Regions from separate parts of the Mus musculus genome. Here region 2 is linked to region 1. A link is a loop called in an ENCODE intact Hi-C map of the cell type or tissue named here. Cell type or tissue: left cerebral cortex. All regions are shown on one strand. Each heading gives the region's core, and the rest is flanking DNA. Links, peaks and the distances in the headings are about the cores only. Region 1 overlaps Ttc23l (tetratricopeptide repeat domain 23-like). Region 2 holds the start of Amacr (alpha-methylacyl-CoA racemase).

Region 1 (12,080 bases), core at 1,896-9,895:
TCCAAGAGTTAATAAAATGTATCTCTAACTTTCCAAAAGGAAGAATGCAAGATAAATGGAGTGAATATGTTTTCTCAGTAGCCTCAAGGTGACCAGTGCCGTGAAACGAGGAGAAACTAGGGGACATTTGTGGAAGCCAATGCAGACGCCAGGCAGTCTGTTTCTTTACATGCTTGAACTTAAGCTGATGAGATTTCAGGTTCCTACTCTTTCACTATGTAAAGAACCTGGCTTTGAAGGGTTTCCATCCGCATATAGAGAGGCCTCTTCAGCAGGCTGTACTCCAGAACCCATTTTACATGTGGAGACACTGAAAACTGAGTTTCTAGCATTAATTTGTCCAGGAAGAGGCAAGGCTGCTGGGATTTTACTGTAAGTCTCTAATTGCTCTCTTTCTGCTAAGACAATGAGATATAGACCTAGCTAGAGCCCATATAAGGGGAAAAGAAGAGTCTTTTGAAGTCCTCTGCTGTAGTAGATATTGCGTCAATAAACGTTTTTCTTTCTGTGAAACAAGCCCGTATCTCATTTCCCAAGAACTGCTGAGCAAAGCCATGGGGCAGTTGCCAAAGCCCAGATGGCCAAAAGCAGGGCAGGAGTTGCTCTCTCGGCTTCAGCATCGCACTGGAACAATCAGTCCCAGATGTCCTGGGACCCCGCTCGTGTCCCAGTGTGCTCTCGTGTGCTTTGTGACACCTCCTTCCGGGAACTCAGTGAAATCCACACTGGACTGCCATAGCCAGCAGCCTGAAGTCGTGTCCTATGGAGGCTCTGCAAAGAAGTCAGAGCAGAACGGGCTGCTTGGGGCAGGAGTTAATTCCAGAGCAAAACAACAGTTGCAAGGGCACCGCTTAAGATCTCAGTGGTTAGAAAAGACAGAGAGAACTTCTGATTTGTAAATAAACTTGGAAGTTGTTAAGTTTCTACCTGAGTCACAGATGCACTTCAGGTTAATCGTTCGTAGGTCAAGCTCCTAAAGAACAAGAAATACTCAATGTGTCCAAGAGACGTTCCTTTTGGAGAAAATATACACAGAACCAGTTTGAAACTACTCTGTAGTATGTTTTAATAGAATTATAAATAAAAAACGATAGGGAATACGTTGTGAAGCCAAAACTGTGAGTGTAAACGGCATGCAGGAAGGGTAGGGTATCTTCAAACATAGATAGATGACTGAAACCACAGATAGAAAAGAAGCCAGAGTGGGTGTTCCTCGGTAAGCACTGTTGTGAAGAAACTGCTGTCGTGAGTTGTTACACTTTAAGGTTCATAGATAATAGCAAGCTGTGGATAAACTTGAGGTGAAATATTTGGGCCATACCATGGGGTTTTCATAAACTATACTACGTGTTCAGACTTATACAGAAGGCAGCTATGGAAGAACTTCGAACAGGATATGATAACAGTTATCAGCTTTCAGACATGAACTTCAATAGCAATGGATGTGAAAGACAAGTAGGGAGAAGTAAGGAGCACACTGGCAGGCAGATCCAATAGCCTAAGAGAAGGATGCTGAGACCCCTAAGTACCTAAGCTATAAGAAAGGAATGTATTGACGATATATTGAGAAACATTCTGCCATCTGAGTTGAAACCAATTAGATGTGAAGTATGTCAGTGGCAAGACTCAAGTTGGCTTTGAAGTCCCCGGCCTGAAAACGAGATAAATATGTAATGGGCAGTGCTGGCAGAGGAGACCATCCTGGAGGAGAGATACATAAGACTTAGGGAGATAATGATTTCCACGTTGCCTGTGCTGTGTTTGAGGTACTCCCTGTACACCCATTTGGCAATATCTAGTAAGCTGTTGGCTGTTTGGAGCAAGGACTCAGGAGAAATATTCCTTCCGAAGCCCATGAGAAGGATAAAACAATCTACAGAATGTGTGTATATGAAACAATGAGACTTGGAAAGAGTTTTGGAGATAATTCATGCTTATTTGGGAGAGATTATAGCCTGATTTAGTAGCTGAGTACTGGGGTACAAATGTAGTGAGAATTCCCAGCTTACTCTATCTCTAAACAATAATAAGAATGCTCTATCTAAGCATTTAATATATGTCAGAAACACAGCTTTCATGAATTGTAGTAGGGGTGGTGGTGGTAATGGTGGTTAGTTGTACCAGCAGTAGTTAGTAGCAGCAGTAGTAGTAGTAGTGGCAGTAGTTAATTGTAGTAGGTAGTAGTAGTAATAGTAATAGTAGTAGTTAATACAGTAGTAGTTGTTAATAGTAGTAGTAGTTAGTAGTAGTAGTAATAGTAGTAGTTAGTAGTAGTAGTTAATAGTAGTAGTAGCAACAGTAATATTAGCAACAACAACAACCATTATCATTGTATTATTAGATGGAGACTCAAAGAGACCTTAGAAAAAAACAGAAAAGAAGCCAGCGGAGGAGAAACTTTCCAGAAAACAGTAATTACCCTATTGCAATGAAACATTAAGGAACTGTAAACAACCAGTGAGCCGACAATTTCCAGTCTCATGCAGCATTAACAAATCCAAGTGTTAGCCGAGAATTTGTGATAATGAAGACTGTAACTATAAGTCCATTTTTGTGAAAAAGGTTGCAGAGTCCGCCCTCTTCGTATTTTGTTGATATGATTGGTTGTTATACTACCTTTTGTTGGTATTTTGAAGGGAAAATGGTTAGTAAAACATTTAAATGTATGTGTCCCATGACTCTGAAAAATGGTTCAGAATCCATCCTTTGAGATCTGTACACAAATTATGTGCATGTCTGTCTTTACCTTCCTTAACAATTTGTTTCTAATAAGAAAAAATATGGTAGACGAACTCAAATGCCAACCAGAAGAAAGAGTGCTGTATGTTACAACATGGTCATTCAAAACCATGAGTTGTAGCTTTGGAGAGTCACAGAGAATACCTCAGATATATTGGAAGGAGAAAGAAAAAAAACCCCTATTGGTTTTTAAAAATATGTGATTACTAAAGATAATAGTATTATCTCTGGGTCATTTGTGTGTGGAGATTTTGTGCTATATATCTCTGTTATTTTATTTTAAAATTTATAACATGCATCTTATTTGTGATGATGGAAAATAAATTTAAAGTATGTCGTTTAAGTGTCAGTATTAAGAGCTAATTTAGTGTAGCAGTGGGATTCAGCCAGTGGCTGTGGTATAACCTGGCTCTTTTATGTGTTAGCATATGGTCTTGGACAACTCCTCCATGAACTAGGGATAAACATAGAATGCTCAGCTCATAGGGTTGTTGTAAGTCAATGAGTTAATGTGAGTAAGCTGGCTTGGAAAGCCATCTGGCCTGGAGAGTGTATGATTGGAGATGATGACAAAGACTGACAAAGATTCCAGATGTGGAGAGAATGGCGATGAAGAAGCCATTTTACTGACAAATAGGACATCGCCATTTGCTAACATTAGCATGAACTCCATTAGTAGAACAACCTCTTGAGATTAATGTTTGGGCCAACACCTGCCTAGATGTGCTACATAATCAGAAAGTCACCATTACCTTGCAAAGTGCCCCATCCCCGTTACAGGAGAATCCTAATTACAATAATGTAGAGCACATACTAAACATAGTGTTGTGAAGTTGTTTAAATCTTGTTCCAACACTTTCCATGTACAAGTTACCCCACATTTCAGCTTTCTTTAATGAGGAATCAAACAGTATCTGTACTCTACAGTGCAGAGTGAGAGTATTTACGTACTTCACACCAGCGTGTGCTAGGCCATGGGAGACTGATAGATACTGGCTGTACCTATGAAGCCAGACTTATTAGTCGGAAGTAGGAAAGCAGAGAGCATCTGCTTTATTTTCATCACAGCCAAACTCTCTGGGATAATTGCAAGCTGAGAAGTTATATTGACAGAGCTTTTTTGATGGATGGATTTTAAAGCTGCATATTCCAACACAGGGGGAAAATAATATTTACAAAAAGAGAACAAACCAGAAACCGCAAAATTCATTGACCTGTTAGGGTCCAAGCATCTTAAAACAAACAAACAAACAAACAAACAAACACACAAACAAACAAAAACCTTTATTATAAAAAGAAAACTTGTAAGAAAAAAAAATGAAACAAAACAACATTATACAACAAACCCCAAAACAACACATCTTAATAATCGTCTATAGAGTTAGAGCAGAAGCTGTGGCGCTTCACGTTGGATTTTACTCTTTAGCAAATGTCTTTTAGTGGACTTGTTCACCACCCAGAAAGGAAAAAAAAATCTATGACATAATTAGAACCAAAGAAACCATCACCTTTACATCCTGTTTCATAGCTTGTGTCTACTACCTGCATTGAGTCCTTCCTCAAGGCCTCTTGGTCACAGAAACACAACAGAGCAGCTACTCCTGGGCTAGGAGGCTGAGAGAGGTAGAAATGGGCCCCGGGGCAGTTACCTCTGGAGAGACCTGTATCAAGAGTATACTTGTCTTACTCATGCTTTCAACATCTGATAAGACCCTCCTAAATAACTGGTACAGCAATAGATGTCACAGATAAGCAACATAAATAAAACACATTCACTGGATGTCAGAGGTAACCATCGTAAATAAACCCCAGTCATTCATGGTAAGGGGGCAGCCCACGATGCAAGGAGGAGCTCAAAGAAACAGTAAAATACAGAGTGTGCATTCCAGGTTAGAGCCCACTGTGTGATGAGAATAGAAATGAGAGAGTAGCTATAGGACCCGGAAAAGCCTCCATGGGGTAACCATTGAGCTGTTTTCCAAAGGGCAAGTTTATCCAGATGGAAAAAAGTAGCTGCTCCAGGAAAGAAGAAAAGTGCATGCAGAGACAGAATGGAGTGAAGGAGGGCGATGCCCAGGACGAAAGGTAAGTACTTGGCAATTGCACAGCTCTTGCTCCTATTTCCGATAGGGAATGGTGACTGCCGAGAGGTGCACACAGCCTCCCTGGAGTGGGAAAGAGCTGTGGTCGAAATCAGCTTAGGAAAAAAAACAAGCAGCAGCCAACAAGGTGATGTGGGTGCTGTAACTGGACTGGGAATTCACTACATCTGCTCCTTACATCTGTAGAGCAAATTAATATTTTTTAATGCTATTGTGTTTCTATGAACCTAAATTCTTTTTGCAATAGTCAGTTGTTCAAATCAAAGGGTGTAGGACATGCTCGATCTGAGGGTTCAAGAGTCCTTCTATAGTTTGGTAAAGAATTTGGGTTCTTCTTTAAGGCATGATGCAGTCTTAGGATAACAATTATGTCACCAATCAACCATTTACCTGATCATAGAAAGTTGACTTGAACATGTCCCTGTGACCTAATAGTTCCTTACGATTCACCGTAGTTAAGAGTAGCAGCTCAAATGCTAACCATGGAGGCATCTGCCTATGGTCTCAGCTACTTGGGAGGTGTGACAGGTAGAACACTTAAGCGTTGAGGTCACTGTTGGCAACACAGTGGGTTATAGTTTCAGTGTAGCTCTGGGAACAGGGATCCCTGGACCACTAATACTTTCTAGATCTATCTAACCCCATTTCCCTTGTCTATAAAATAAAGATGAGTACCATCCTTGTGTCAGGATCACTGTGAGAAACAAATGGAGCGCTTACAAAGCATTCACCCACAGTAACCATGTACTAGGTTGTCAGCCATTTTTATTATTGTGATTTCATGATCTTTTGTTAGAGCATCGATACTCGAAGCAAATGGAGGCAGGGGCTGGCTTCTTGGGAAAGCTAACACTAATCTCATGGGGAAAACATTTTGTTGGTTAATGTTTCAAACAGGATCTAGAACCCCTGAAAACAGAAAAGGAAACACAGTTAGAAATGAACACTCAAACACAAAGAAGAGACTGACTATACTTAGCAAATCTGTGTGTCTGACAACATAGGGTTTTGGACAGGGGAATCCTGCCACCGTGTGGCAGCTGGCTGACTCACTCTCCTAGCAGTCACGGAGCTCAGATTTTTGCCCACCTCTGATTTAGTGGGACCCTTGAGCAGAACTGTATCTGTGCCTGTTTCCTCTGCTAACGTTATCTCTTGTTACTGACAAGGTAACTAAAGCCATAGGTAACTTCCTGTATCTTATGTAGCCCGGTAGCAGTCAGAACACGAAACAATCTTAAGTGAAATTGTGTATTTAAACCCCCAAGTTCCTTGTAAATTGTGTATCAGATTTCTGTGGAATATAGTTACTCCATCCCTCCAAGGGTTATGAAATCACCCTGTTTTAGACTGAAGGCACGGTGTCTGAAAAGCACTCTTCATAGAAACTTTGGGGATGAGTATTTTGGCCTACAATCCTAATAGCAGTTCAGCTCTCCCAGTATAAGGAATGGGAGCATAGAAGCCTTAATAGGAAGAAACAGGCAAGGTGGGTCCTCTTACAGCGTGGCGTTTGAATCTCTGTGCCCATCGGAAATTACTTGAAAATCCTGAAGTACATTGGATAAATTAGATAGGTTTTCCTCAGCGGCAGGTTAAATGCAACCCAGGTAGTTACGATACCCAGAGTTTGTCATTTAAGTCGAGGGAAGAAGAGCTTTGGTCTTTTGGGCCAAATCCAAGACTCTAGTCCTATTTTGAATTTGTTTAAACACTCATTCAACATGGTTAGATAGGGTAATGTCAGGTCATGCGATGCTGTCCTAGCCTCAGAATGAGCACAGCATTTCAGCACTGATAAGGCAGTGAGTGATGTGGTTGGTGTTGGGGCAGGGGCATCTGCCATTGGAGAGTAGAACCAACACAACTGAAAATCCCTCTTCTTCCTTTCTAGATCTTGAGAGTGTTATCAGGGACTGGAAACTCTACATAAGATAGACAACAATAAAGACAACCTTGTTGCTAACCAGAATTCGAGAGCACACCATATGTTTATCAGCATGAATGCAACAACAGCGCCAAAGTGGAAGCGAGTTTTGTTTTGTTTTGTTTTAAACTAAGGATTCTAATGACTCTTGAGGAAAGACTTCCATTTCACAGCCTTGTGGGTAGGCTATGTAAGAGCTATTAGAAACCAGGATCTTGGTTTCTAACAAGATAACCTGGTAAAGAAATCCTTTAGGCAGTACTCCATGTCTCTGGGTCTCTATCACCTCCCATTGCTCTTTTCTAATTGTAACTCAGTGAAGTCTTGACTTTCTTCTTTTAGCTACTGTGGGTTGAACACAACCACGTGCTGAGAGGGCTGGAGAACTGCACCAGAGTCTCAGTACCTCACTGAGCAGTTTATCAAGGAACACGCTAATAGACTGGAAGTGGTTTCAGTCACAGCCTGTTTACAGCCACCGAAACTGCTTTGTGAGTAACGCTTGAGTCTCCTGCGACATCTGCCTTGATCTGATTGTATGCTAGAATCAGAAAGGACCTTATTTTATAAGTGACCTGTGGATAGTAGAAAAGAGATTAAGGCATTTGTTTAAGGTTAGTCTGGTAGTTATTCCTGGATTATAGATGGGGCTTCCTTTCACACTGCCTCCACCAATCTAAGGATTTTAAAAACTTTAGAAAGGGGAGGGCTGGAAAGATAGCATATCAAGGGGTATAAGCATGAATACCTATATTCGAGCACTGAAGCCATGTAAGATAGAGGGCTGCATGTGGTGGCATGTATCCGTAATCCCAGCACTCCTAGGAGACATGAGAGGCAGAGACAGGAGAATCTCCTGGGAGTAAAAGCTGATGGGCCAGCTTAGCCTGGAGTATTGCTGCTGCAACAAAATTATGTTATTTTTCATGTATGCAAAAAAGGCAAGAGAGAAATTTCATATTAGTTTAGACAACTTTAAAAAAAAAAGCCCCCCTTCAGCTTGCTACCTGAATTGACTTAATGGAATTCAAAGACTTTGTCTTTGGGAAACTTAGTGTCTCGCTACCAAGTACCCTTTCAATTAGTACTCACAGAACATTTCCGTTCTTTATTCAAGAACTAACTTGTTCAGCCTGTAAAATCCAGTAATCATACAATTCCAAGTGATAGGAAGTGATGAGCAGTGTTTGGCTGTGGCCAGAGCACACATATACCATTTCATATCAAGGCTAGCCCACAGACTGGTTGGTTTTCTCTGGGCTGCTGCCATCTTTTCCCCAGAATGCCTTAGTCTGGCAGTCAGAATCAAAGTCCCCAGGTGCAGTCCTGACTCTGCTTTTTTATCATTGATTGTTTGCTGGTTACTCGGCTTGTCATTGTTAGCTTCAGTCCCGCCTGGAGATGGAACTTCTGCTCTCATCCAGAAGTTCTGATTGCCTCAAGTAGCATCGGAAGAGTTGTCTCCACTTCCATATAGTGGTTTATTGTGGGGAGCGGGTGTGGCGGCAGTCCCAAAGGCGCCAGGGACTGCAGCTAAGTCATATGACTTGCACCTGACTTCCTCATATAAGACACAAACATCTTGAGTGCTGCGCAGGTGTACCAGGATACAGGTGAATCCAATTTGGTGGAGATTTGCCCCTGCTGCACTGATTAGCTGAAGCCTCGTGACTGGCGAGGGGGCGTGGCCTGCGGTGCGTGGATGAGAGAGAGTATAAAAGGAGTGAGAGGCCCAGGGTTCGGGGGAGATATAAACAAGAAGAATCAGGACTGAATAAACTGCTGTTAGAAGGACTGGTGGTCGCGTCGTTCTTGCTGGTCGAGAGCGGGCGCGACAGTTTATGGATTTGGGAAAGATAGAGACACAAACCACTGTGGTAACTGTGTGTTTAGAGGTAAGAGTAGTTTCACCAACTTAAAATCTTATTGCTTTGTGAACTCAAAGAAACAGTAGAAATGCTGAGTATAACGTAACCTAATTTTGAAATTGCACTATCTTTGGAAAACTAGGTAAGTACCAAGCTGCTTTCTAAATTCAATCAGTTGGGAGCCAGCAAGTGGATTCCACAATCAAACTCTTGATGTTTTCTACATCCAAGTGCTAACCAGGGCCAACTCTGCCTACCTTCCAAGACCAGACTAAACTCTATATGTTTGGGGTAGTATGGCTGTAGACATATGCATACAGTTGCTAATGGGCCTGAACTACACTACTCTTTTGAATTAGTTAGTAGACACTGGCATTTTGGGGTGTATGAGGTTAAGTTATTTTCTTATGATCTCCATATCGAGTTAGAAGAAATCCAAGCCCAAATCAGACCATGTCATATGGAGACGTTTAAGCAGTTTTAGCAAAGTTTCTGCAACCTGTCCATCAGCTCGTTGTACTTAAGATGTGAGTCATCAATTCACTCCTTCGTATCAAAGTTCCACCTGTTCAGAGACCAGACAATACTGTTCCAACCTAGTTAGTAACAGCAACCAAACCTCTCGGATAATAACAGCAAGCAAAACCTTTCAGACAGTAACAGTAGGAAGGAAGACTATTTAGGAACCAAACTTCTATATCATCCCTAGAGGGACAGGCCACAACCCTAATAGATAGGACTCATCTTTTTCATGAAAGGGTAAGGCACTTCTCTGAGTTAATTTAGTCAGTTTACAATCCTGAATTTCTTTAGCTTTACCAAGGGTATCTATAGCTATCGTATACGAATCCATAAGCTATTTAATTTCACAAGAAAAACATATTGCAAAGGTAATCAAAACTCCTATCCATAACAGATTTGCACATTCAAGTACTCCTAGCGTTCCTAACTGCAGCACTGTCTATTTGCCACGCTCTCCGGTTGAGTCAGCTTGACAGGCTGAGGCTTAAAAGCTACTCATGAGGCAAAAGAGTTTCATAGAAACTCGCTCCTGGAGTCTGGTGTTCTCTCTAACCCATACATTAATTTTCCATTCCTGCATTAGTCTAGTGTATGGATCCACGTGCTCTCTTTTAGTATTATCCTATAAGTGCCTTTTAAGATTGAATTCTGACATAGTTAAAGCCTTCCGCCAGTGTTCCAACAGTCCTAGAACATCCTTGAGAAAGATCATGGGCTTGAAATTCAGTAAAAATGTTGCTATTCACTGACATTCAGAATAGTCTCTGATACTACACTACCACTTTGAATAAAAGCTAGTCACTCCCTTACACAGGAATTTACCATCACTAAAGACCTAAGGGGAAGGTGGACTATACAATAGACTAAAATAGGAACTATGGCAAGGGCATGAAGCCCTTGAGCCTGACTTCTAAGATTAGTGAATCTTAGGTGGAGCCCTTGTTGATCCCAGTTGTTAACAATGAATTCTATCCCAGGTGGTTCCTGTTAGACCTTCTGTGTTTGCATTCCTCTGTTTTATGTAAGAATCCAGAAACCTCTTTGTACCCAAACTTCTTTGTATGTCACCCAACTTCCTTATTGTCTTCTGTATAAAAAGTCTGATACTCGAGTTGACATTACATTCAGATACTACACAACCTCTCCTGTGTGCATCTGTCTGTCAATTTATTCGACGCTTTGCCCACCTGAGACTAGAGACCCGTTCCACGCAGACAAAGGGGCCCAGAGGGTCTGCGGCATCTATTCCCTGAGACGGAGGTCTGTTGTGGTATCAATGAGCATATTGAAGTGCATATACCCTGACATGATTAAAAGCAACACTGGAAGGTGAGGATCAGGCTCAGTGGCTCAGCAGTTGCTCAACATGTGCTCAGTCCCCTGATTTATATTTCAGGTGACGAGGAACAGGAAATGTGAAGGTAGGAAGGGGCGGGGTCTGTGCATTTAAAAACCTGCAGTAAACTGAATGCCGGTACATGTGTGAAGGCCTGCAGACTTTTCAAGGGTTTGGGCTATCCCTCTGCCCCTTTTTGAGGCAGTTCTTTCGTTTGTTGTGCTGTGTACTCCAGACTAGCAGGACCACAAACTTTGTGCTGATTCTGGTCACCTCCCATCTGGCCCCGGGGTGCTGGGCTAACAGCTCCACAGCACTGCATCCAGCTTTCTCTCCGAGTCCTAGGACGGAAGGCAGCTCGTCAAGCTTGCACAGGGACCACGTTTACCCACTGAGCCACCTCCTGCTCTCCATCGCGTTCTGAAAGAGTCCACTCCAAACCGCTGAGAGGATCATAGCCTACCCCTTCAGGTAGCTGCAACCATGTTTTACAGGAATACTTTACATCCGAAATTCTGTGATTTAAAAAAGTATAATTTAAGAAATTATTTAGTCTATTTTGAGTAGTTAAATAAATTCTAGGTAGAAACATAAAATGGGGGAATAAACAAGGTTTAAAAAAAGAGAAAAAAAAAGGCTGTTTGTTTACCTATTTCTGGCAAGCAAAATTTTCCAAAAAGAAAATGATATAAACTTCAAAAACACAAAACTAAAAACTTATAAAACTCAACCTGTATTCTTCCACTGGCTGTTTTCAACCATCAGTAGCCTTGGGTACTTTTATTTGGGGACAGGAGTCATAATGACCGGAAGAGATAATTTTAGGAATGTTAAACACATCTTGCAATAGAGTAACATTATTTCCCCAAGTATCATGCCCCAAACCATCAGTGACTGTTAGTGTCTAGCATAGAAAAGAGAAATTTCACTTTAGACATATTTTTTCTACTGAGAAGGCTTATCATATGATTTTAGTATTATGTTTTGTTAATGACAAAAAAAAATCTATTGCCACAAAAGCTATTTTAGTAAAAACTACCCAGGGAAATACAAACATGGCTTGTTTTGTGTGGGGGATATGGACGCCAACCTTGTGAAGGAAAAAGTGCAATGGAGAGCAAGACAGCACAGGCTCCTGCGAGTCCTCCAAGAGTCCTGATGGTCCAGGGCATTAGATCTAAGATGGCTCCTCGAAGGCCAGTTAGACAGCAAAAAGGAACAAAGGCCAGGGCAGTACACCTCTTATCCCAGTACTCAGGAGTCAGAGGCAGGTGGATCTCTGTGAGTTCGAGACCAGCCTGGTCTACACAGTAAATTCTAGGACAGCTAAGGCTATGTAGAGAGTCCCTGTCTCAAAACAAACAAAACAAACTCTTAAAACCAAGTCAACAATAATAAAATTAACCATAGAATGCTTCAACTCAAATCATTTGTGAAGTCACCTGTCCAGCCAGGAAACCCTGTCGAGAGAGAGAGAGAGAGAGAGAGAGAGAGAGAGAGAGGGAGAGGAGAGGAGAGAGGAGAGAGAGAGAGGAGAGAGAGGAGAGGAGAGGAGAGAGAGAGAGAGAGAGAGAGAGGTGAATGTA
Region 2 (12,080 bases), core at 1,983-9,982, 480 kb before region 1:
GCAGGTGGATTTCTGAGTTCGAGGCCAGCCTGGTCTGCAGAGTGAGTTTCAGGACAGCCAGGGCTACACAGAGAAACATAGTCTAGAAAAAAAAAAAAAAAGTGTCTCTTGAAACTTTGTTACCTTGGTTTCCATGGTGACCCTCCCTTCTTGTTCCAGGCTTACTGATCTTCCCCCATGCTGCTCTTTTCCTACTCAGTGCTACACATTAGCATTCTGTCACCTCTTCAGGGAACCACAGATGCTCCCCTGGCTCCCAGCTTATTCCCAAATGACTGCAAGAGCTGTCCCCTGGCTCCTACTTACTTATTCCCTCAGGGTACGGAAAAGCTACTTCAAACTTGAGGTGAACAAAACTACCTTCCTTTTACTCTGGGAAAAGAAACCCCACAATCACAGACCCTCACAGAGTGAAGTCAGAGCACACTCACTACACAGTGACAGACTAATTACATTCCCTAACCATTCTGACACATTGGCCTAGTATTCATTTTACAAATCTGACGAGGTTGTAGAGTAACCCCGGAGATGACAGAGCTGGTAAAGTGCAGAGGGAGGAGGAAAGAAGGGAGCTGTCAATTGCACACAGCTGGCGGTCTCTTCCCTCATCAGCCTGCCCCTGGGAGCTGGTGATACCACCCCTTAGCTTACAAGCTAGAAATCTGCCTCTGTCCTCACTTCTTTCTTCTTTCCCCACTGCAACCCTCTGCAGCAATTTTGCACCCAGCATTCTTTAATCCAGTCTGACTCTGACATTAACTGCTTCAGCACGCGCCCTCCCTCATTTGCTCAGTAAACCCCCAGTTAACTGGTCTCTCTGGTTCTAGTCTCTCGCCTCCCTCAAATCCATTTTCTGTTTGCCTTCCAAAGATCTCTCAGCATGACTGCATGAGCGAGCTCTGGACTTTACCCTTACCAGGATCTGTGAGACCTCAGGGAAGTGTCCCTGCTTCAGAACAAAGTACAGCTCTCTCCTTTTACGCGCCCCCTCACTTCCAATAGCTACAGTTTAGATTAACAGCCATCTGAAAATATTAACTAGGGAACTCTGTAAGTAAACTTTATTAGTACATATTTTATACTGTTCTGTTTTTAGTATTGTTAATCTCTTACTGTGTCTAATTTATACACTGTGTATGTAGGTATGTCTGGGTAAAATGAAATAACATTAAGTTTAGAGTTATCTTCAGTTTCATGCATCCAATGGGAACCTTGAATCATACCCGTGCCAGAAGCTGAGGAAACTATATATTCACCCAGGCTGAAGATAGAGATCACACAGAGAAAGGACTCAGCTGGAGGAAATGAGTGTTCACACAGAGAAACGTGAAACTGAAGCATCTCCTAAGAAAGGCAGCAAGAGGTCGGGACAGGAAGGCCCGCCTTCCTTAGCATCTCTAAGAACCTGCTCCACTGGCTGCAAACCACTGCTGAAACTCAGTTTTGAAGGATCGTTACTTGGTAGCTCTAGTTTAATCATAAAAGATAACTTGGAGAAAAACATTGAAATACAACACAGGAATCAGGCGAGTTGTTACAAGTTTAGAGCATGCTGCTAGAGATGGCTTACTGGAGATGCCTGCAGCCATGATTGACAACCTGAGTTCCCCAGAAGCCATAGGTAAAGGAGGATACTGACTCTCCAACCTTGTCCTCTGACCTCCAGATACATTCTTACACACTCACACTAAATAAATAAGGTTTAAAGCACCCCATAGGTGGCTTCAATATGGCATTCTGATGCATACAAAAGGGTGAGGCTATTTTAAAGCAAAGGACCTCTTGCCAGACATGTTGGCATTTATCTTTAATCCCTACATTCAGGAAGCAGAGGGAGGGGGGGCTTCCTGAGGTCCAGGACAGCCAGACCTACCCAGAAAGACCCAGTCTCTCTCACTCAGAAAGATTTGAGGCAGTCACACGTGATACTGAGGCACAAATGGCAAACCTAGCATCCCGCTCTGCCCCCAACTGATACTCACCATGCTTGAATCGATGACCTGCCCTCGGCCAGAGCGTGTGCGTTCAAAGAGAGCCAGCACAATGCCCAGTGTGCACATGAGGCCTCCACCGCCAAAGTCAGCCAGGAGATTCAGCGGTGGGTAGGGGTTCTCACCGCTTCTGCCAATCTTTGACAGAACGCCTGCACCATGGACAACAAATTGAACGCCCCTTTTAAGTGAACACAAGAATACCTTAGCAGGACAGCCGATTTTTATAGTCACTGCCCTAAGTGAAAACGGTGCACAATGCTCTTCAAACTATGAATCCACTGAGTCCACTTACAAAGCGTCCTCTTACATAAAAGCAAGCAAGCAAACAAACAAACAAAAAGATTTTAAAAAACCATCCCAACCGACATTTTCAATATTTTATTAAAGTCTTCACTAACTAAGTTTTAAAGAAGACATATTACTACCCATTTTTTCCTGGCTCTAAAACAGTATAATTCATTTTGAATTTTATTAAAAAGAGATATAAGAATATAATCATACCCAAAAAGGAACAGGAATTAAGTTTTGAAAATATGTGGAAAGCCCATTTTATACTTTGGACAGTCAGGAAGGTTTATATTCAACCTTTCAATATCTTCTTACAGAGAGTAGATTTGCTTTCATCAGTAACATGCAGTTCTTATACATAATAGAGCCAGGCTATTTGAAAACCCGTCCTCACGGATGCAGATTCTAACGAAGTGATAGCGAGACCTGAAAACCATGGGCTTTGAGCCGGGTTCACAGATGTCTGGAATGATGGCTCCAAGTGATTCGTGGTGAAGGAATGTCAGAATCAAACTGAATCAACTTTCCCACTAAGTAGAGTGACCAGCCATCATATTACCTTGCCTCTCACTCCTAGTCGGGGCTTCCTTAAAACTGACTTCCCAATTGTAGGAAACCAGTGCTACTACTGATTATTAGCCCTCAAATGGGTTAGGGTGGGGACAGAGCTTAAGGACAGCAGTTCTAGCAAATCAACCCGTTTTAACAACCACGTTCTCTCTGCCAGATGCATTAACATCTTCACATTTTTAAATTCGTGTTAATCAAGGCTGGGGCTAGAAAGAGAGCTCAGTGGTTGAGAATATGTACTGTTCTTCCAGAGGACCCAAGTTCGATTCCCAGCACCCACCTAGAAGGGTTTGCAACCTACCATGGTCCTGCTCCAGGTGATCCAGGACCCTCTCACCAGCATACATACTCACATGCATATAACCACATACACACATAATGAAAAATAATTAAATGTTTAAAAAACCCTTGTTAAGCAATGTAACTGTACTTCCTGATTTTGGAGCCAGTTCAAATTATTTTAGAAAAGCCTTTCAAACCTACCTGATAAAGCCAAATAGTTGATGTCATGGCCAGCTACTTTGGAGAAAATTCCCGATTGGCCAAATCCGCTCAGCCTGGCATAGATGAGCTTTGGATTGTCCTGCAGTAGAGTCTCTGGCCCAAGCTGGAGTTTCTCCATGACACCTTTAGAGGAAAGCAATCAATTGTTTTGTGGTTGTTGTTTTTGTTTGCTCCTGGGACAAGGACTGAGGTGCATATATCACATATCAAAATAGACCTGGCTCCAGGTCCTCCTCGCAGCACCCCTCAGTTCCTTCCTGGCATATGCTCCAGCCCCCAACCCTGAACTTTCCATCCCAGACCTGGGCTGCTCTTCCCCAAGAGGCTCTTCTCTATACAATCCAGACATTTTAAGCTCCCCATTCCTCCTCTTCCTCTTCCTCCCCCCCCCCCTATGACCTTTCTTTCTCTCTCCTTCCCTATCCTTCCTTTCCCCATGGACACTTCCCTGGTCCTTAGGGCCAGTGAACTGCTAGAGAGGAGCTTCCCAATAAACCTGCCTTTAATATAATCTAATCTGGCTTGAACTGGCTCGTTTCACACGCAGAAAAATAACCCTAACCTATCAGTTTTGTTTTTAAAGAGAGCACGAATCAAAGATGGGAATAATTCCTTTTACGGGGCAAACCAAAAACACACTCTTGCAAGTGATACTAACAGTGTTTGTTGTGATTTTGGTGAAAGTTGTCAGAATTAAGAGTCAACTGAAGAAACTAATCACACTGACCCACCCTCATCTTCAATTGGAGCATTTTTACATTGTGACATAATCTTAAATGTTACAGTACTGTCCTCAGATATGCTTGTGAGAACTAAAAGAGTTAAATATAAATATGCCTAGACACCCACTCCCGTCCCACTTATTGTCAAATTTACTGTCGTCCTGGTATCTACCAGGCAATATTAGTAAGGGGCTGGTTGGAATGGATTCTCTGAGCTAATACAGAAGGAATGCCTTCAGATTTGGTTCAGGGTTTGTGACAGTTGCAAATACCAATGTACAGTCGGATGGAGGTGCATGCCACCAAGCATGCAAGTGCTCAAAACTGATACTGTTAACAAATTGGTCGTTTGTCTACAGAGCACTAAAACAATGTTTTCATATGGCCCAAAGTAAATGAGGTGATCTTGAAGCTGGAACTTGGAAATACCAGCAATTAGAGAAAGGTTAACCATGGTCTGTGAATGGCTTTAGAGCATGGGTATATCACATATCAAAGGGTCAATGACTCTATTCCTATGTGAAGCTTTTCAGTCTATCTCTTGCACTAGATTCTCGTACGGTTCAATACCTCCAAATAATAAAGGCAAATCTGGGGGGGGGGGAATCAAGCAAATTAAAAGTCTTAAGAAGGAGTCAGAGAAGCTGGGAGAAATCGGGCAGGAGGGAATGTCATCTCGCAGCACCGCAGGGCTCACCGCAGCGGAAGGGCTCCAGCAACACGTCCGCGCGTGCGCACATGCGCCGCAACACCGTGACTCCCTGAGAGCGCTTCAGGTCCAGCGCTAGCGAGCGCTTGCCTCGGGCCAGAAAATTCTCGCCCGTGGAGCCCAGCCGGTTCACGCGCACCACCTCGGCGCCGAAGTCCGCCAGGACCATTCCGCAGAACGGCCCCGGGGCCAGGCCTGCCAGCTCCACAACCCTGACGCCACGCAGCACCATGGCCAGCCTTAGGGTGAGAGCGGAGCGGCTCGGCGCCCGAGCCACAGTTTATCTGCCCCGCCCCCTGCACCCCGCCTCGCCCCGCCCCGTCCGGGAAGGCTGCGCGCTTGCGCACTTCCTGCCCACCCTAGCATTGGATCAGTTGGTTTAGCTGCTCAACTTTGGTTTAGGTCATGAGTTGTGTCCTTGACCCCATGTTGTGCGAGTCCTCTTCGGACACTTTCATCGAGCCACCTGAATCGCTACCCTCACCCCCCAGTAAGTGATTAAAGGCACTCAACTCCTTAGATCAATGTAAGAAGGCAACCACTGGGTGTCTCCCTCGCCGCCCTGAAAACTAGTTGTCATCCTGCAACTGTTTGAAACCTCTCCTAGATGCCCATAGGGCCAGGGGTGTAGACCAGTTGCTAAATCCGTGCGCGGAGTCCAGCACCGCTTAAAACGCCGGTGTTGTGCACGCGGATAATCCCAGCATTTAGAAGAGTCTGGGATATCAGAATTATTCATCTCAGGTTAAATGGGAGAGTTTTAGAAGTCAGTTTGGTTTGTCAGCTGTCAGTTTTACGGACAGTTACAATTTTGAGTTAGAAACTTTTTTCAGCCTTTAAAATGCAACAAAATAATCACAAATATTCCATCCTCATTTACAGGTCCTTTTTCCCTTAGTAATGGGGGGAGCTTGCAGGTAGCCAGATGCAGCTCTAGGAAACTGAATAGAGCCAGACTTGAATGCTAGAAATCTCCCATACCCATTCTTAACAAGTGAGGAAGATAATAAAAGCAAAGGCGAAATGCTACATAGTTGTAGCCAAAACACTTTTAACCAGCTACTGAGTTTTAAGATATTTCAGGGAAAGGGGTCTGTGCTCTCTCAGAATGAGCAGCCTCGTGGTAAAGGCAGACAACTTCCACATGGTCCCTAATGCTCTCTGCTTGTCTGATGCTGTCTCAAGTGCCTACCCTTGCTCCAGCCTTGTTCTGTCCTATTATTTCCTTTGCATTTTGATAAACTGGAATGGAAAAATCTCATGGAAAGGTATGGCTGACTTCCACATGGAGACATTAACATTTTATCAGGGTTGCTGCCTTTCTATTTTTCTGAAAAAAAAAAAACAAACAAAAACAAAAAAACAGTGGTACAGATGTGGCTTGAATGACTTAAGCTTACATACAGGATCATGTACACATGAATCACAAGTCTTAGCCAGCATAATGTTTTACAAATCCTCCCAGAGTAGTGAGTTATCCAGAAGCCCCCCGCAAAGCAGACTGTGTGATAGGAGATCTCAACACTGCAGATCTTTTCTCTGGCCAAAATTCTCTTCTAAAAGCTAATCAGGGGAACAATCATATGAATTATGCATAGGCAATTGTGTCCAGATATTTTTAAAATGAGGGATATTCATGGTGCATTATTTGTAATAAAGCCTGGAATTTTTGGCATGTGGCACACAACTGTTATCCCAGCCCTTGGAGGGTGGAAGAAGAGCCATCAGGAATCCCAGGTCATCCTTGGCTATACAGCAATTTCAAAGCTAGCCTGGGCTACATGAGACCCTGTTCCAAATCAATAGCAACAACAACAATGACAACAACAATAACAAAATATATAGACGCAAACAAAAAACCTCCTAAAGCAAAAAGATTAAATAAGTAAGAAGCTTTAAATTTTTAAATTTTATTTTGTAATTGGTACGAGTTTTTTGCCTGCATGTGTGTCTGTGCAGTGTAGGCATGCCTGGTGCCTGCAGAGGCCAGAAGAGGGTGTTGTATCTGAGGGCAAGATGGCTGTAAGGTGACACGTGAACGCTGGGCAGCAAAAGTCAGTCCTCTGGGAAACAGCCAGTGTTCTTAACCGCAGAACCGCTTCTCCAGCCCCCAAATTATGTTACTATCTGTGTCAACTTATAGCAGGTAGCATAATGGTGTTTTGGTGGCAAATTTAATCCTTTTTCTTTATAGATTCTGGGATGGGGAAAGCTAGGCAAAAACCATCTAGCACCTTCTATAACACTGTGGCATATTAAAGTTGATTTGTGAACATTAGTCAAGTATGATAATAGAGAAAATAATATCATTTTTATTGAAAACATTTAAGACATGTTGTTATGGATCTCATAAATGGAATACACTTTACTTTGCATCCATTTGTCTGCCTGTATTTAATTAAGTTTACAGACCATTCAATATAACACGGTGTATATAAAAATTTGGGTATAATTCCCAAATTAAAAAAAATGTGATAACTTCTGTACTATATCAGCCTCATCTTACCTCAGCTTGTTGTACAGAGTCAAGAGAGCTCTACCACAGCCCCAGGAATGCAATGGCAAAGAGAAGATGTGGCAAGCCAGATGGGAGAAAAGTTTATATCTGCAAGTCTAAGCCAGTAGAACTCAATATTATCTACATGGGGTTGTTTGTTTGTTTTAAAAGAGGAGCCAATTATTTGTGAGCATTGTAAATAATTGCCCTATCTGAAGGTTACCTGAAATGACTAAATGTATTTTATTAATGAGTATAAGAATAAAACCCACTAAACCAAATGCTATTTCCCAGTTTAGACTTCAGAAGTGTTTTTCCTATGTAGAGTCTAGTAAGTGGGCTTATTTTTGCCCCATCATAATCAGGCTAGTCTCTGAAATATTATGAACAATGAGCTGAAAACTTGGTTGACTCGAAAGCCAATATTACATTTAAACAGAGCACCAAAACTCTATGCAAATGCATCCTTTGAGGTGAGTGCTTTTTTTCCAGCCTGTATCAGGTGGCAATCCCTTTAGACATGTAGAGAAGAGTGATGAAAATGCTGAGTATTTCCCAAGGTCATCTGGAAAGATTACCTTGTGGTCTATTCTTAGCCCCTGAAGCATCCAACATTATTGGTATGCCATTAGAATGAGTAGCAGTGAGCCCCTGAAGCATCCAACATTATTGGTATGCCATTAGAATGAGTAGCAGTGAGCCCCTGAAGCATCCAACATTATTGGTATGCCATTAGAATGAGTAGCAGTGTGACCAATGCAACACTTAAATGCTCCATAAAGAACCCCCGACTTCAACATCCTTCATATCCTAACAACCCTAGCTCAGCTATAAATTGCCCCCAAAGTGGAGATATCCTGTCTTCCTTGTCACTTAGTTTCAAAGAGCAGAAAGCCTGCGAAGGTGGAGAAGCGCTGGTGGTCCCCGTGGAGGGCACCGTTGCCCATTCTTAGCCAGACTTCATCTCCTTTGGCCAACTTCAGCACTGCATGGTTGCTGGATGTATCTGATTTTCCCTTTGTTTCATAGCTGGGAAGAAAAAGAGGAACACACTAGTTAATCTTTGCAGTGTAAACCCGGGTCTTCAGTATATTCTGTCCATATCTTCACCTATGCTTTAGTTGAGGCTATGTGTTACTTAAATGACATGAAAGTGGAAATAGCATGAAACACTTCTAGAACTGTCTATTAAAACCTACCTCCTTCTTTCCTTTCCCTTGCCTCTAGATGATCAACAGCAATTACTATGATGGCCTTGAAAGCCATTCCTAAACATCTGGGTTCTTAAAGATGTAGCAGAGAGCTCTCTTACCCCTGCTCAGACTAGGAACATATATACAGGATTATCTTACCAAGCCTCTCTGGACTGTTAGATGAGGAAGAAGGAAAGCTCTACTATATTATCCTTGACCCTTTACATAGAGTCTTCATTATAATGATTTATTTCCTTCTTGTTAGTCTGGAATCTGATATTCAACAAAGAGACTGTCAACAGCTAAAGTGAAAATATATTACACTTGCTAACAGCCAGACTGGAGGCAATGTGGAATTAAACATTGTGAGCTAGGAAGAGAAAGACTGGTGTGTGGTAGCTTGGATGAGAATGGCCTCCACAGGTTCATATATTTGAATGCCTACTCCCAGTTGATTGACTGCTTCAGAGATACGGCCTTGTTGGAGATGTGTAATGGAGGGATGGCTTTGAGGTTTCTAAAGCCCATATCAGTCTCATTCTCTCTCCTCCTGCAAACTTGTGGACAGGATGATGTTGGCTCTCAACCACTCCTTCAGTGCCATGCTTGTCTGCCTGCTGCCACGCTCCCCACCATGATCTTCATGGACTTAGCCTTTGAAATGGTATGGAAGGCCTCCAACTAAATGCTTTGTTGTATAAGTTGTCCTGGTCATGGTGTCTCTTCACAGAAATAGAACAGTAACTAAGACATCATGTCACGCTTAGAAGACATTGAGAAAGAGCATAGTAACACAGACCACCTGGTATACACATACCACCTAAGACAAAGGATTCAAAAGAGGCAAATACTCCTTGCAGCTTTTCACAGATGATTTTAGAGAATAACAACATGCTTGAGAGTAAGACTCTAAACAAACAGGGCCCTAACAAGGCTGAACAATAAAACCAAGCACTTTTATACCCAGAAGAGCAGGGATAGAGCTGTTGTTTTGTTGTGGATAGCCCTGGGGCTAATTACATTTGATGTTAATTCCATTCTCCTGTGAGTGGCTTTGAACAATGAATGAGTCAGTACTCTGATGATTTCCTGTAAACCTGCTACCCACCTTAATTTGTAAAATAAAGGAGAGCTGATGACTGGGCAGATAAAAGGGAAGGTGGAGCAGAAAGTGGAGAGAGAAGAAGGAGAAAATGGAGGAGGGAGAGGATACAGAAGAAGAAGAAAAGCAGAGCAGAACCACATGGCCTGGAGAAACCACAAGTTGTAAGGGGTCTCATAATGTGGAAGATGGTAGCGTAGCGGTAGATCTGCCCAATCTAGGCACACAGCATGTATTCATATTAATTGAGTCGTGTTTTCATTGCCAAGGCATATTTGGGATTGAGAGATTTACCGCACCAATATTTTGCTGGTAGAAACTTTCATTCAGAGTCATACTCTATGTATCTCATAAATAGAGAATATTGCCTTTCTAACCAAATTACTAATTTAAAATGTCTTTGGTAATAAATAGTAACTATATTTAGAAAAGGGCAAACAATGGGTCACAAGAGTAATAGGCTAAAAATTGTCCAAAAGTGTACTAGATATGATTCACTAACATATGTTACTGACTGGGAGCAAGCAGCAAAAGTCTTATGTGTCTGTGTCTAAGGAAACTACTGCCAGAGACCCGGTCTTGTAAGAAAGACTTGGGACTTTTGCCTTAGTTCTCAGAGCTACACCAGCAGGAGGTGGAACCTGAAGAAGAAAAAAAAAAAAAAAAAAAAAAAAAAAAACCTAAAACTTACCAAGCCACTTTGGATGTGACCATGGAGAAAAATAAAGGAAAACTATCCACAAAGGATAGAATCAGAAGCCAGAGAGAAACCCAGCTGAGGGGTTTCTGTATGAAAAGGACTATTCATCTCTGACTTCTAACTTTGAACTGGTTTAGGACCATCTCCCACGGAGACCAAGACAGAGAAGTGTGCCCCGGGATAGGAAGAAGGAAGAACTGGATGGCTATTTGAAAATCAAGGGCCTGGAGAGGGCTTGATGGTCACCAGAATCCATTCTCTCCTTGTTATGGTTTTGATAGAAAATGTCCCTAACAAGCTCGTGTGTTTGAACACTTGGTTCCCAGCTGATGGAATGTTTTGGGGGTGTTGTGGAATCCCTAAAAGGAAGAGCCTAGCTGGAGTAAGTAGGTTACAATAGTGCTCTCTTGAGTGCACATCACCCCTAGATCCTCCCTGCTTGCCTGGCCCTGGCCCTGGCCCTGGCCCTGGCCCACTGAGATGACGTGAGGAACACTACCACATGCAGCTCCTTCAAGGAACTCCTTCATACCTTCTTTGCTGTGCCAGACTGAATCCTCCCAATCTAGTAGACAAAATAGACCCTCCCTTAAGTCACTTCTTCCCAAGTACTCGATCACATAGATGAGAAAAGTCATGAATGTCCTCCTATACATGGACTGCACTAGTTTCTTGCTGCTCTTGGGTTGGTTAACTCAGGTGGCAAACAAAGTGATAATCTGACCCAATACAGGAGTTCTCATGACGAACAAAACTGCTACATCAGCCTGTTGATTCCTAAACTCTTCCCTGGCTGTAGACTTGCCCCGATCAAGTTACAGCAGCATCCACGAGACCTGTAATAGAAGCCATCACTTACCTGTACATGCTGAAGACTGTGTTGCCGTTGTGCATAAGGTACACATACACTTCCTCTACGTCCTCATGCTTCATCATGCTGAAGGTGAAGAAATACACACCTGGAGAGAGCAGGGATTTACGCATTCACTTATACATAGGCAATGAGTCTTGTGATCTCATACCTGGCTTTGTTACTTTCCTGTTATTGTGTAGTTTCTTCATGGCCTGTTGCTATGACTATCCTCTCATCTGTTTACCTTAAAAGTGCTGTATTTTTAACTTTCCTAATGTATTTCCTGGTTATACTTAGTGAGATTTTTAAAAACCATTAATGTAATGAGTCAAACATGGCATTAAAATGGACAACCACATCCCACAAATGTTAGCCAAGATGATAAAATACTGGAGCACAGAAAGGGTTCAGGAAATGTTTCACATGACTGCTGTAAATGAGTAATGTGTAAATAAAAATATCCAACTTTAACTCAGCCACGGTTTGTTACTAAATATATATTCTTATTGAATTCCATGTTACAGTTTTTGAACTACTGCAACAGAAAAACCCAGTAATATCTCCAAAGAAAACTAAGGAAGCAATGGGCCATTTCTATTTCTTTTCAAATGTCTATTTGTTTTCTATTACAATATCAGCTCTAAGGCTGTCATAGTTCTTCCTCTGATGAGGATTAAAGGCTTTTTGAGCTCGCTTGACTGAGCACGGGAGAGCAGTTGTGCTTTGTGAAGTGTCCATCAGTGATGCCCATTTGTATACCTAGAGACTGGGTCATGGATGAAAGGCAAAGACAGATGAACAAAAAGACTTCAAGAAGTTACTTGTAGGTGTTGAGTGTTTTACGTTTTTTAAGATTTCATTTCATACACACATAACAACTTTTAATACTTCCAGAAAATAACTTTATAATCAAAATGACAGCAAAATACATTAGTCTTCCTTTTTAAA

Evidence for each region. Hi-C counts contacts between places; a loop is a spot of excess contacts. Peaks named below come from ENCODE experiments on the same cell type or tissue, not always from the same donor. Only the 100,000 strongest peaks of a DNase experiment are listed, where the experiment ranks them.
Region 2: it touches region 1 in a loop (2.8-fold over the local background); 3 of 42 quality-filtered maps call a loop at or near these places.

Annotation. Positions count from the first base shown.
Region 1 is chr15:10,494,835-10,506,914 of GRCm38, reverse strand. It overlaps Ttc23l (tetratricopeptide repeat domain 23-like), which reads left to right. Exons shown (of 13, transcript NM_001378877.1): 12 at 4,724-4,824; 13 at 6,736-6,813. The coding sequence ends at 4,799. It also overlaps a transcript of Rad1 not described here. Among named protein-coding and RNA genes, the nearest start is that of Rad1, 15 kb to the right of the region's middle. In left cerebral cortex, for the core only: a CTCF peak has its summit at 5,881 (motif pointing left); a DNase peak (open chromatin) is centred at 5,880.
Region 2 is chr15:10,974,749-10,986,828 of GRCm38, reverse strand. C1qtnf3 (C1q and tumor necrosis factor related protein 3) reads right to left here. Exons shown (of 6, transcript NM_030888.4): 5 at 11,139-11,238; 6 at 6,667-8,313. The coding sequence ends at 8,154. Amacr (alpha-methylacyl-CoA racemase) reads right to left here and starts at 5,073. Exons shown (of 5, transcript NM_008537.4): 1 at 4,776-5,073; 2 at 3,336-3,479; 3 at 1,983-2,143. The coding sequence starts at 5,019. It overlaps Gm34315 (a long non-coding RNA gene), which reads left to right and starts at 5,196. Exons shown (of 3, transcript XR_383838.4): 1 at 5,196-5,277. It overlaps Gm52174 (a long non-coding RNA gene), which reads left to right and starts at 8,310. Exons shown (of 2, transcript XR_003951471.1): 1 at 8,310-9,141; 2 at 10,417-11,607. In left cerebral cortex, for the core only: a CTCF peak has its summit at 5,316; DNase peaks (open chromatin) are centred at 4,838, 5,076 and 5,301; H3K4me3 peaks cover 1,717 bases; H3K27ac peaks cover 1,659 bases.